Regions from separate parts of the Homo sapiens genome. Here region 2 is linked to region 1. A link is an interaction called in ENCODE POLR2A ChIA-PET data of the cell type or tissue named here. Cell type or tissue: GM12878. All regions are shown on one strand.

Region 1 (4,000 bases):
AGCAAACAGATGTGCTGTGTGGTTAAATGACCGCATCAGGCTATGCAGTAACTGAGTTGAGATTTAAAATCCAGGTATTCAAACTCCAAATCGTGTGCTCTCCCCTCTCTCCCATGTACTACTTGTGAGCAGTTACTGAACTCACTTCATCTGCCTTCCCCCTTTTCTCTACTGTTCTTGAGTCATACACATCCTGGGGTCCAAGCACTGAGCTGCCAGGATTACCCTGGGAGCCACGAGACTGTTGCTGTATGAGAGAATCTCTGCTTTATCCGGTGAGTTTCCAAAAGAACCTCCTCTTGTAATAATACTTGTGTGTGTTTGGAGAGGCCTTAACATTTTTACAGATCTCTCCTCTCCTCGTTTGATGCCTACCCTGTGGGGTAGGAAAGCTTATCTAAAGAAGTTAAAGATTTGCCCGATGATAGAGTCAGAATGCAGACTAAATTTTCAGTTCAGGTTCTTCCCACTCAACCATGAAATGGATCAGTGCCTGGGAAAAGCAGAAAGTGGCACTATGGTTAAAAGACAGGGAAGCTGGCTTAGCTCAGGCCCGGTGAGAAGCCACTGGCCATATGAACCTTCATGGCCCCAGCTTTCTGTTCTCCTCCCACCCCACCCCACCCCACCCCATGTCATTTGCACTAGCAGGAGGCCCAATTGCTGGTTGTCTTCCTTCTTGTAAGGGGGACAGACCCGGTGCAGTCCTTCTTCATGAATGTAGATACCATTCACCAAGAGCCTTCTGTGTGCCAAGCACTGCCAGCTGTTAGCATTGGTTATCTCATTGAATCCTAACATAACCTTGTGAGGATAAAAGTCATCAGATTTCAGGACTCCTGGATCTTTGGTCTTGGCGGGGACCCTGGATGATGGAGCTCTACCTAGGTCAGGGAGGTGAGCCGTGGAAGCAGCACGACCAACCACTCCTGAGCACACCTGCTCCCTGAGCAAGACAGCTGCAGCCTCTGGGCCTGTCAGCATCAGTTGCAAGGCTGGGCTTGGTGCGGGAGGCCTTATGATGCCATAGAAAGGGCAGGGAATAGGCTTTGCCTGGTACAGAGGAAATCTGAGCATGGTTTCACTTTTCAGATTATAGCTCCAGCAGGATCACCCCCCTGACTATAGTCAGCAGCTGAGATGTTACCTCAGGTGCCAGTGAACCCAGCTGCTTCAAAAAGCAGGGACTATCCACCAGAAGAACCCCCATCCCACAAAGCCCAGCCAAGGACACAGCCTGGAACATCTGCCCACAGCACCTAGTAGTCCAGAGGCCCTGGCACGAAGCATCCGGTCCTAACTTCTCTGCTTGGAATGGCTGCATGTCTCCCACACCATTCTCAGGCCACCTCACCCAGCACATTCCAGGAATGACCAAGCCTAATGCCAGGGAAGGCAGAGGGTTAAGCCCCAGGGTCAACTTCACTGGAGCCAGAACACTCTTTGGTCACAGGGTGGAAGAGTTCTCTCAAAGACACTTCATTAGGAAGTTCCAGTTCCCAGGGTCCTGACCAGGCGGCTGCTACAGAGGACAGTCACACAGGACCCAGCCTATCTGTCTAGCCTCAAACCTGGAGAGATTCCTCCCACCCCATCCACCAGCCCAGCCCCAGGATTGGTAGCGTGGCTGTCATTCTCTCGGGGCTCACCTCCCTTGGGAAAAGCAGTGCAACTCTCCCACGCTACACTGCAGGCCTGAAGCTCTGCGGTCAAATCCACAAACACTTTTTTGAGCCCATGCTGTGTGCCAAGTTTATGTCACAGCTACTTTCTACGCCTATCTTTCCCTCTGTCCCTGCACAGGACCCCTTTCCGAATTTACCACAATGCCTTACGCATGCTGGAGCTCAGTTCATAATTAATTGAATTGTAGAGTGAAGACCACTTGACTGGAAACCTTTGGCAGCCCTGCCTCTTGCTGCGCCGCCTCTCAGCATTTACCTCCTGGCTCACAAGCTCCTGCCTGACACCAATACATCCAACAGCGGCTGACACCCACAGAATGTGGACCACCTGCCAGGTTCTTTACCAAGCACATTACCTGTGTTATCTCACTTAAACCTCATGACAATCTAGATGAGGAGATGGTACTATTTTTAGCCCCATTTTACAGATGAGGAAACTGAGTCACAGAAAGTTTTAGTGTCCAGTGATGGAGCTAGAGTGTGAACCAGGCTGTGCTCGTGACCCCGATCCTGTCCCCCCGAATGTACCAGACTTCACATCCTGAATGGGCCAAAGCAGCATATGCTGGCTCCTCTGTTTAAAATACCCCAGTCTACTGAACACTGATCTGTATGCCATTTATTATCTTATTGTATTCTAGCTATTATCATTTTTCTTTTTGATAGTTGAGAAAACAGAGTCCCAGAGAGATGAGCTAGCCGATGGTGACAAAGCCAGTTCTCACCAAGTCTATTTCTAGAGCATGATTCTATTTCCCACTGCCCAACACAGGGCCATGGCTGCATTTGCACCTCTGGCTATAGGGCTGTCAGGATCATGCCGGGAACTTCCGTGACCTTTAGGATAGTCTCAAGGGAGTGATCTGAACACTGCCTACTGTCCTGCTCTGTTCCTCCCCACACAACTGTGGATTCTGCCATCCAGTCTGCATGAGACAGAAACAAGTGCATTATAAACAGGGCTCACATTGCTTTTATTGAACTAGAGCTGGACTTGAGCATGAGCTCTCTGGTGGTCCCATGTGGGTAGAAGTTCTGAGCTTGTGATGTGTGGGAGATGAGACTGACAGAATGAACTAGACACATGGTGTGGAAAGTGCAAGATTCTCAGAGCTAAGAAACTAAAGAGGAGGCAGAAGAATGGTTTGAAGCAGGGTTTCTGGAGCTGCGAGGAAGGAGATCATTCGCTGATAGACCAGGAAAGGCTTGAAAGCCACTTGGAAAAGATGGAGAAGTTTGGAGTGAAGATGGGGCTCTGCTGAAGCAGATGGAAAGAGACAGACTGCCTTGGCATTTAGGTGGAAAATCATCACTGAAGACACTTATAAAACACCTATCCACACCAGGTGCTGTTCCAAGAGTTCATTGATTAAGAGAGAACATTTCAAATTTAGAACCCAGGAGTGGACCAGATAGGACAGTGAGGACCAAGAATGTAGGATTGCAGCTAAAAGTATCAGTAACACCATTCTAAAGAACTGGCCTGTAAGATGGGCTTACGCATGTAAATCTAGAGACTGTGCGCCTGGAACCTGGCTCCCTAGGTGGGGTTTGGGCTTTGAGGCAGCGAGAGCCTCACGTCTTCCCTACTGCTCGGTGCCCTCAGGTGGGCGGTTTGGGATGGGCCATGGTATGAGTATTTACATCACGGGGATCAGCAAATGCTACGAATCGGAGCTGCTCCCCTTCCCCGCCTCGAGAGACGTTTGCCGGCACATCAACCTAGAACTATGGTATATTTATGGGGTGCTCCCTAACCATTTAATGAAGCCGTCCAACAAGCTTTGATGCAGTAGCTACTTCGTCTAAGCTGCTGACTCTAAGGTATCATGTAAGGTGCTGGGGATAAAGCAATGAGCAAGACAGACGCAGACCCTGTCCTCTGGAGTTAACAGTATAGCAGGGGAAACAGAAATAAGGTTGACACAAATGCTAACACAGTTAATTCAATTGTGAGTAATGCCACAAAGGAGACAGGCAGAGTCCGGAAGCCACCTCACCCTCTATCCCTGACCTGCAGCTCCACTCTCTGGGTTCTTAATGGAAAGGCAAAGCACCACTGCCCTCACTGTCTTCTCACTGCTCATGCCTCCAGCCCAGCTTTTCCTTATCAGTAATGGGCAACAACTTTAGCACCTCCGCGTCCCTGGTTCTCGGAGAGAATCTTTCAGCCTTAGGGAAGTGAGCCAACACCTTAGCAGAGCAGTCTTCGCAAAGCCAACCTCCTCCCCCACCCGCACCTGGCCAGGCCTAGCTCCTGCCCCTCTTCCGCTCCTCAGGACACCATGGTTTCCATGGGAACCCACTCACTTCAA
Region 2 (4,000 bases), 300 kb after region 1:
GCAGGACGAGGCCAAGTCAACCACAGCTGGGGCAGGGAGGACTGCCAGGGAGAGGAAGCAGCGTGCACGAAGGCACGGAGGTGTGAAATGACACTACCTGTTTGGGGAACTCCGCCTCAGTGGGGGTATCTGTAGGGTGAAACTGAGCCAAGCAGAGAAGCAGAGCTGGCTGGGAAGGGCAGGGGCCTCAGGTGGCGTGGCGCAGGGCCTCAGGTGCCAAACTGTGGCATTTAGGCTATCTCTGAAGGTGATGGGAAGCCACTGAAGAGAGCGGGAGTTCCCAGGTCGGCAGCTCTGAACCCCAGCCAGCCTAAGCCAGGTGAAGACCCAGGGCTGTGCCCTGTAGGTTTTGGTGGGAAGCGCAGACAGGCTTCCTCACTGAGGCTCAAGGCCAGTTCCCTGGGCCTTTTTCATCCTGCCAGCCACTCCCAGGGACATAGCAGCATCACGGGGGAACCCAGGTGGTGGATGTCAGGGAGTTGATGTCTATAAGAGAAAACAGCAAGGACTTGGGAATCGGGCAAAAGCTGGTTTCATTCCTTACATCTTTTTGCTCATTGGAAAAGCAGAGTCTATCACCTTTCTCAGACCTATTGATGGGTTAGTGAGATGCACCTAACCAGTCTGAAATTGTTCCTGATGCCCAGAGGGCGCTTAGATGACAGCCAGTGTGCTTCCAATGTTCAGACCAGGAAGAAGGACTGGAGGGGTGGAGGCGGCCCACACTGCTCTGTTAGGGGAGCCGAGTAGGGTCAGGGGCTGAACCAAACTCTTCTGGGAAGTGGAGGCTCCGGGCCCTGGATTTACCTGGAAGGTAGAGATGTGGCTGCCAGCCTGTCCCCCTCCACCCCGCCTCCCGCTGTGCATAGCTGGGTCTAGATGAACATAAGGATGCCCTGAAGCTCCTGGAGCTCTGGCCTTCCATGGTGGGCCCTATGGCTTCTTGGGGAGCCTACGGTGGGACACAGGGGAGACTCCAGCCCCGGGGCCCTCCCACCTGCTCCCGTGGGCAGACAGGAAAGTCAGTAGGGGTCCCCACGTGCATCCTGACCTGGTAGGTTCCAAGATTCCAGCCCTGCCCTCCTCCAGGTGGTAGCCTGATGTCCCCGCCAGCTCTGACCCCAACTCCCTGAAATCCACCACCTGGAGTCCCCCATGATGCTGCCAGTAGAAACCCTGACACCCAAGATAGCAGGAGAGTCATGAGTCTTGAGGGTGGCGGGTGGGGGGTCCTCAGCTGTGTTGTGTGACACTAGGCCTGGCACTGGCCTTTTCTGGGACTTCCTTCCTGGCCTCCAGAGGGATGGAGGGATGAGCTCAAAGTCACACCACTCGCTGGGCATGGCATAGTCAGAGCTGGGCCTCCTCTGAGTCTGGTGCTCTATCCATTCCCCATTGTCAGGTGTTCTAAGAGAAAGATCAAGGTGCCGTGGTTCACAGGAGACTGGGAACTTCGGTCAGGTTAAGGGCTAGGCTAGACGGAGGCCAAGACTGCCAAGCTCATGCTAGCTTCAGAAAGGCAGCTGACGCACTCCTTCCATGTTTAGAACCCGCAGGTTTCACTTCTCCTCTCACCAGTCCTTCCCTCGTGAATCAAGAGGTCCCAGAAGAGAAGCAGGGCACAGAATATGCACAGCCAGGCCTTGCCTAGCTGGCCCCAGGGTGGCTGTGACGGGGGGATGGCAGCCCAGGGGCTGGGCCAGGCTGGGCAAGTAGGCCAAGGACCAAAGGATGGAGGGGAAGGCCCCCGGCTGCTCCAGATGGGGCGGCTGTCCCATGACCCTCAAAGACCTTGTTAGCAAGAGATGGCACTTCTCAGAATCCCACCTCCCCCCCACCGGATACTGGTTACTGAATAACCAAGTTAGATAGGGAGGTTGACTAGCTATCTCTTAACTATTAGCTGACAGTCCAACCTACTCTTTCGAAGGAGCCTGATAATAACTTTATTGACCTTGTTGAGACTTTGCACTAGGAATGCTTCTGGGGTAAAAATCAAGAAATGGCATGTCCCAAAGCAGTGACAGATTAGAAACAAACAAACAAAACCCCCAAAAGACCGACTGCCACCACCACTGCAACAGCAAAAAACAAGAAACAGCCCAGCAGAGGGACGCTGCCCCCGAGAGATGTCAGAAACAGCCCCGGTTCCCCAGTGGCTCCCTAGTCACTCCCCAGTCCCAGGCTAGGCTGGCTGTGGCTGCAGGTGACTTTGGCACTTGTCCAGAGAAAATGGATTCAGTAGTCTCTTCTCGGACGTGACTGTTCTGAGACTAAGCAGATCTGAAAAGGATAGAGGGCTGGGCACAGTAAGAACCAAGCTAGGGTCAATGGTGACAGTGCCCACCCCCCCTCCCCCACAAGCCCTCCACCAGCACTGGGAGATACCCTGCTAGGAAAAGGCCAGCCAGGAACAGATACCACAGGTGCAGAGCCCTGAGCCAGGTCTTTAGCACACAAGACAGGACAAGACCCTCTTTGGGAGGCGCAAAGCTCTCCCAGGGCAGCAGCCAGCCCCTCAGGGAATCCTCTGTTTGCTGTCCTTCCTCCAGCTGGGACGTGGGCACATGCTCAGAGAGATCGAGATGACTCGGGGCTTGCCCTGAGAGCCTTCCTAGAGAAAGAAGCCATTGGCCAGGAGCCACGAGGAACTCAGGACATTTGAGAAGAGACTGGTGGCTCAGATGACAGTCTGTCTTAGGAAAGAGGAAAATACAGGATAGATTGTTTTGCTTTGGGAAGAAAGCTGAGTGGGGGACCCTGAATGGTCAGGCAGAATGAAGACAGCCTTCATGCTGCAGCAGGGACTCTGATCAGCAGCCGGAATAACAGGGAGGGTGGGAGTGTTGGTGGGGCTCAGAAGAGGCAGCCAACAGGTTTTAAGTTGGTGTCTCTTCTGAAGAAAGGTTGTGTAAATAGCACTGATGGAAGCGTGTTGATGATGGCAGAGCTGCAGTCCTGCTTAGAGGGGGAGGAGGATGGCCTTCCTTCTCCTGAGCAAGAAGCGTCCAGGGGACAAGACCTGAGCCAGAAGCCAACAGGAGAGCAGTGACACCGCCCCCCCACCCCACACACACACCAACTTAGTGTCTGTTAGTGACTCAGATAGGAGGTCCTGGGCTTCAGGGACTCTACCTCTGGTGTCTGTCCTCAATTCTGCTGTTACTTTGGGACTGTCAACCCTGACCCCAGCTCTCAGTTGATACAGAAGCTTGAATGGAAAAAACAAGGCCTTGGCCAACCATACAGACTATTTCGAAACCTTGCTGCTACCTTCTAGACCAGCCCACAGGGCCTGAGTCAGACAGCCCCACCCGAGGTCAATGAGGTGCACGCCAGTCCACTGTAGGGAGGGAGAGAGGAAACAGCAGGGTGGAAGAGGAAGCCCAAAAAGCAGCTGGGGGAGAAGCTGCTGTCACGAGGGGTGGGGGATGGGACCTCCACAGGCTCACATGCCCCTTCTGGGGGGCCGGAGTAGGGATCATGGGCTGAGACTCCAGGTTCTCCCCAGGAGCCCTCATTTCCTTTTCCAAGCAGCCTCTTCCCATCAAAGCTCATTTTAAACAGCCCTTTCTGCTGCCCTTACCATGCACCTCTTTGCAGTCAACAGGAAAGTAAGATTTGAGAGAGCTAGCCCATAGGACAGGGAAACAGACATCAGACTTCGAGCAAAATTGGCTGAGTCCTAATTTCTGGTTCTGCCACTTAATGTGACCTTGGGCAAGTTGTTGTACGTCTCTAAGCCTCAGTTCGATCTTCCTTTAAATAAGATCATATTCCCCTGCTGCACGAGAGTGTTATAAAGATTAAATGAGATATCCTGGATGTGGAAGTGTCTGGCACACAGCAGATTTTCTCTCAGTATGAATTTGAATGTCTTTCCCCTGCGTCCTCCTCAGAGTGGGCACCAGGATCCGGCAGTGAAAGCCCTTAGCTAACTCCACAGGGCAGAACCATCCATTCTAGCTCAGCTGTGGCCTTTTGCAGCTCACAGGGGAAG

What was found. ChIA-PET counts read pairs that join two places held together with the same protein. Peaks named below come from ENCODE experiments on the same cell type or tissue, not always from the same donor. Only the 100,000 strongest peaks of a DNase experiment are listed, where the experiment ranks them.
Region 2: POLR2A ChIA-PET joins it to region 1 with 7 read pairs; 2 of 35 experiments call an interaction of 5 or more read pairs at or near these places.

What each region holds. Positions count from the first base shown.
Region 1 is chr11:125,371,568-125,375,567 of GRCh38, reverse strand. The region is part of intron 5 of PKNOX2 (PBX/knotted 1 homeobox 2); the gene reads right to left. Among named protein-coding and RNA genes, the nearest start is that of PKNOX2-AS1, 110 kb to the right of the region's middle. RefSeq lists an enhancer at 2,777-3,656. In GM12878, a CTCF peak has its summit at 3,710; a DNase peak (open chromatin) is centred at 1,607.
Region 2 is chr11:125,070,207-125,074,206 of GRCh38, reverse strand. All of the region lies in intron 1 of SLC37A2 (solute carrier family 37 member 2), which reads right to left. Among named protein-coding and RNA genes, the nearest start is that of SLC37A2, 8.9 kb to the right of the region's middle. RefSeq lists enhancers at 1,187-1,356, 1,417-1,716. In GM12878, no CTCF peak of the experiment used is centred here; DNase peaks (open chromatin) are centred at 1,556 and 3,246; H3K27ac peaks cover 2,422 bases.